2 separate regions of the Homo sapiens genome follow, and region 2 is linked to region 1. A link is an interaction called in ENCODE POLR2A ChIA-PET data of the cell type or tissue named here. Cell type or tissue: B cell. All regions are shown on one strand. Region 1 overlaps MAU2 (MAU2 sister chromatid cohesion factor). Region 2 overlaps GATAD2A (GATA zinc finger domain containing 2A).

Region 1 (2,500 bases):
AAAAAATTAGCCAGGCATGGTGGTGCATGCCTATAGTCCCAGCTGCTCGGGAGGCTGAGGTGGGAGGATCACTTGAGCTCAGGAGTTTAAGGCTGCGGTGAGCCATGATTGTGCCATGCACTCCAGCCTGGGCGACAGAGTGAGACCCTGTCCTCCCACCCCGACCAAAAAAACAAAAAAAGCCGGAGGGATTCCAACTCCCGGAACCCCAATTTACCAATGTGCTGTCATGTCTTAGCGACACGGAGAGACACTTTGCTTTCAGAAACCTTAATATGTTCTTACCTCTTGACAGTACAATTCAGACAACAGACTTGCTGCTTCAAATTTAACATCTTCGAACTGCGGGATCTAGTGACGTCCAGTTAAGGAAGTACAGACACTGCGAAAAAGGTCGGTTTGAAAGGGCCACAGCTTGGGGCTCCTACCCTGCCAAGGTCTGCAGGGCACACACGTCCCTGCCTGCCCTGAAATTCCAAGTTTTCCTGTTCCCCCAGTGAACCTTGAGCTTGCTGCAGGGCAGGGCTTGGAGCTGGATGCAAGGTACGAAGAGAAGCACAAAGAGGAGCACAGCGCCCAAGGGCAGCAGAGGGCCAGGTGGGGGACACTCCAGGTGCTCTGTGGGCCGAGCCTCAACTCACAGGGCATGTCGGGAGGTGGGATTCAAGCTTTGATACATTCTTTTTATTTAAGTGGAGAATTCCTTAAAGGGAACCATACCAACACGGAAAGGATACTTGCTGTGATATCAACCACTGAAAAAGAAAGAAAACAACGATTAATTCTCAGGCAAACACCTGGCACCTGGTTACTGGCTCGCTCTGGGGCTTCCACAGGTTGTCCTGAGAACAGAGGCTGCCAGGTATCCAGGTAACAAGAAGGCGGCCCGCTTGGCCTGAGAGGGTAGGCTTACTCCCCTCCAATCCAGCCAGGGGAATGGAAGCTATAGAGCCCCAGTGGGTGCCTGGGCAGGAGGGGACATGCCCTTCTGACATCAGAGGAGGGGCTCGCACTTGGAGTCAGACCCCACAGGCCCATGGGTGGGAGCTGCTTCAGAAAGGAACAGAGCTCAGAGGTGACCTGGCCACAGCAAGGCCCCCAGGTGTCACACGGAAGTAGGGCTGGCAGTCAGAGGTCAGGCAGAGAGGAAGGACGTTCAGCAAAGCATAACACGAGAAATCAGTTTCAACTGGAGAATGGGTCTTGGGGGGCAAGGTTAGTCCTTCTGAGCAAGAGGCATTTGAAAGATGCTTGGCTATAAGCAAAGTCAGTCTCTCAGAGGGGAGGGAGGGGGCTCCAGGAAGGGCTGACACAGGCAGAACTGCGGGATGGCACTGAAGATGCACACCAGGAAGGCAGTTCAGACAACAGGCTCCAACTCAGGGACCACTGTGCCCTAAAGTTCCATGTTCCAACAGTTCCCAGGCTAGTCCAGGCCACTGACCACAGCCCATCAGACCACCCAGGGTCCCAAGCACACAAGCCTAACGCTGTCCCCAGCGACTCGCATGTGCCACACACATTCAGAGCAACCTGCACCTGACAAGAGCCTCGGTGGTTGCTGGAAGGTGGATCCGGAGCACAGCAGGAGACCCTAACTCATCGCACTCTGTGGGAGGACTGCATGGGGCAGGGCAGCATGTGTGGCAAGTATGGGAAGTGAGGGGCCAGTTCTCCAGGAAAAGGGGGAGCAGGAGGTGCTCCAGGCACTGAAAAGCCCATAAAAAAGGCAGAGGGCCAGGGAGGTGAGGCTGAAGCCCGATGGTCTCTGCCACTCATGCGGCAACAGCGGCCACTCCTAGCTGAGGGTCAGAATGCCCTGGTGTCACCCCTGGAAGCTGACTCAGTCAGGGGTGGAAAATGAAAGCACCTGCCCAGATGGGAGTTTTCAGACCATCCTGGATGCAGCAGAGAGTATTCACGAAGGGAGTGCGGAGGAGCCAGTGAGGCCTGGAGATCCACGGCTGGGGGCAGCCTTGGGGCTGGAGATCTCTAGGGCAAGGGTGAGCAGCAGCTGGGAATGTCACAGGCACTGGGAAAGCACAGAGCTGCATCGAGAGCAGCTACTGCCAAGACACAGGGGGCCAGGAGGACAGCTGTGGGAGAGAGCCCGAGCCCCTGACACACATGCACCCACACGCAGGAGCCCAGACCACAGGCCCTCTGCCAGCCCAAGCGTCTGCCTCCTGTGGTCCCCTCTTGTGGCACGGACAGGAGGGGCTCGGGGTCCTCAGAGTGGCGGGGCCAGCACCTGCCGTCAGAAGTGTGGCCCCAGAGGTGAGGCTCCTCAGCTAGAGGCTGTGTGTGGGGACAGTGGCAACGTGTGTGATGCAACAGAAGAGCAGAAGTTGGGGGCTTTTTTCCACAGAAGCTGCTGCATCCCACTGAGAAGCCGGGTCTAACACAAGAAGCTCTGGAAGGCCACCAACTGGAAGGGATGCCCAATCACACAGGAGAGAGGGGACTGTGACAGAGGAGCCGTACTAGAGCTGGGCTGAGG
Region 2 (2,500 bases), 110 kb before region 1:
ACGGTAGAGTGACGTGGAAAACAGTGGAAAGTAAAACAGTAGAGTGATGTGGAAAACGGTCTGCCAGTTCCTCAAAAAGTTAAACGCAGAGTTCCCACATGAGCCTGGGCAGGGCCTCCAGCCCACGGCATCACCATGCTCCCGAGTGTCCTGCAAGTCCACTTGTAGGTATATCCAAGAGAGCTGAATATAGGTATTCAAAAAAAAATGTGCAGGTGAATGTTAAAAGCAACATTATCCACAATAGCCAAAAAGCAGAAAACAACCCAAATGTCCATCAATGGATGAATGGATAAACAAAATGTGGTCCATCTAGACAATGGAATATTATTTGGCCATAAAAAGGAATGAAACTCTGACACAATGTGACTGAACTTTGAAAACATCATGCTAAGTGAAAAAAAGTCAGACAAAAAGGCCACATATTGCATGATCCCATTTATATGAAATGCCAGAAGAGGCAAACCCAGAGACAGAAAGTAGAATAAGTGGCTGCTGGGAGGGTGGAGAGCAGAGTCAAGGAAAAGGCAGTGACTGCTAATGGGGACAAGGTTTCTTTTGGGGTGGGGGTGATGAAAATGTTCTAGAATTACAGGTGATGGTTGCACAATACTGTGAATGGGTTAAATGCCACTAAACAACACACTTTAAAAACGTTAAAACTGGTGAATATTCTACCATGTGAATTTTACATGCTTTTTTAAAGAGGTGAGAAAAGAAAACAAAAACAAAAATACTAATTCCAATAGCCATGAACCCCTCTAGAGCTACTAAAATACTAACAGGCAAAAGCAGGTTTGCTGTGACCCCAACAGCACAGAACTGGGTCCTTCAGTAAACATGCTCCTTTTATACAACAAGACCCCAAACAACCACACTGCCATCAGCCATCAGCCATCAGGGTAGGCAGCCTCTATGTCACCACCAACCACGAGTCCTACAGGACAACTGCAGGAGGCTGCAGCAAGCCCACTGTACACATGGGAACTCAGAACCATCTCCCAGCTAAAGATCCAATGCCTGGGAGTATGAGAATGTGGGACACATAAGGGAGAATTCACCAAGGAGGAGCCAAGGCAGAAAGAGGAAGTGGCCTCAGAGGGCTGGAATCACAAGAGTTACTACCAGCAGAGCCCCACCTCAGCCAGGCCTTATCACAGGCCCTACACTGCCTAAAATCCAAATAAAACAAAACTGCCATGGTGGCTTTTTTTTTTTTTTTTTTAAGGGACGAGGTCTCACTCTGTTGTCCAGGCTGGAGTGCAGAGCCACAATCATGACTCACTGCAGCCTCAACCTCCAGGGCTCAAGCAATCCTCCCACCTCAACTTCCTGAGTAGCTGGGACTAAAGGCACGCACCACCACACCTGGCTAATTTTTGTACTTTTTGTAGAGACGAGGTCTCGCCATGTTGCCTAGGGTGGTCTCAAATTCCTGGGCCCAAGAGATCCACATGCCTTGGCCTCCCAAAGTGCTGGGACCAACAGGCATCATACACGGTGGTTTTACACTAACACACTATTGGGGAAGTGCCACAGGCCTCAACGTCACAAGGTGTTTCACTCATTTATTTGTCCAAATACCTGCTTAAGTTTCTACTTAGGGATCAGGGACACCCTTGGGGTGCCAACAACGATAGGCCTCCTACTGGGAGCTGCCTCAGGAGCCCCAAGGAGAACACTGGAGTGGGGGGCACAGCAGGCACAGCACATACCGGAGAGAGGCAGGGTTGAAGTCCCTCACACACTGTTCGCTGGGTCCCTAGATCACAACTCTAAGCACTACTGTTCACGAAACAAGTCATGTGCAAGTCCAGCTAACCACCTACTTTATCCACTCGTGATGGGCTACGACTGCTGTGGATGGGCAATACCAATGGGGAGGGGAGAATGGTTTTCATCATAGAGTCAGGGTACTGGAGTGGTAGTCAGATGTGCCCCAGGTACTGAGCAGGGAGGCGACAGGAAGGAGGCCCAGAAGCTCATGCCCTTAGCTGTCCAGTCAAAGCCAGAAAGCCTGATTCACCCACAAGGGCCTCAGCTTCCTCACCTGTAAAATGGGAACAGCACCCACTTTATTGCTAACACTTCCTGAGGGCTCCACGAAGAGTAGCTGTGAGTGTTGTAATTACAGAAAATAAGAGTGTGTAAGAGAGGCTGTCTGGTGGGCTGACAGGCCACGGTCCCCTCTGGCAATTCCAGTCTCTGCTCATGGTTTTCTGCTTGAATTTAAACTACTCCCAAGTGGTCTCCTAAACTACCCCCAAGTGGCCTCTACCTCAGCTTTTATAAATGGCCATTTCCCCTCTTCTAGATGATCCAGTCACGAAGCTCCCTGAGAAAAGACCTGGGCCAAACCCAATTTTCACACTTTTCTTTAAGGAAAATTTCAAATCCACCCACAGAGTAGATAATGGTGTGATTAACTGCAGGTGCTTACCACCCAGGTCCACGGCCATCGGGGACCACCCTCGTGTCCTCCACATGCCGCTCCTTTCTC

What was found. ChIA-PET counts read pairs that join two places held together with the same protein. Peaks named below come from ENCODE experiments on the same cell type or tissue, not always from the same donor. Only the 100,000 strongest peaks of a DNase experiment are listed, where the experiment ranks them.
Region 2: POLR2A ChIA-PET joins it to region 1 with 8 read pairs; 3 of 35 experiments call an interaction of 5 or more read pairs at or near these places.

What each region holds. Positions count from the first base shown.
Region 1 is chr19:19,333,973-19,336,472 of GRCh38, reverse strand. It overlaps MAU2 (MAU2 sister chromatid cohesion factor), which reads right to left. Exons shown (of 19, transcript NM_015329.4): 2 at 738-755; 3 at 286-351. Among named protein-coding and RNA genes, the nearest start is that of MAU2, 14 kb to the right of the region's middle. RefSeq lists an enhancer at 1-790. In B cell, no CTCF peak of the experiment used is centred here; no DNase peak of the experiment used is centred here.
Region 2 is chr19:19,443,598-19,446,097 of GRCh38, reverse strand. The region is part of intron 1 of GATAD2A (GATA zinc finger domain containing 2A); the gene reads right to left. Among named protein-coding and RNA genes, the nearest start is that of MIR640, 9.8 kb to the right of the region's middle. RefSeq lists an enhancer at 1-97. In B cell, no CTCF peak of the experiment used is centred here; DNase peaks (open chromatin) are centred at 1,097 and 1,447; H3K4me3 peaks cover 863 bases; H3K27ac peaks cover 2,354 bases.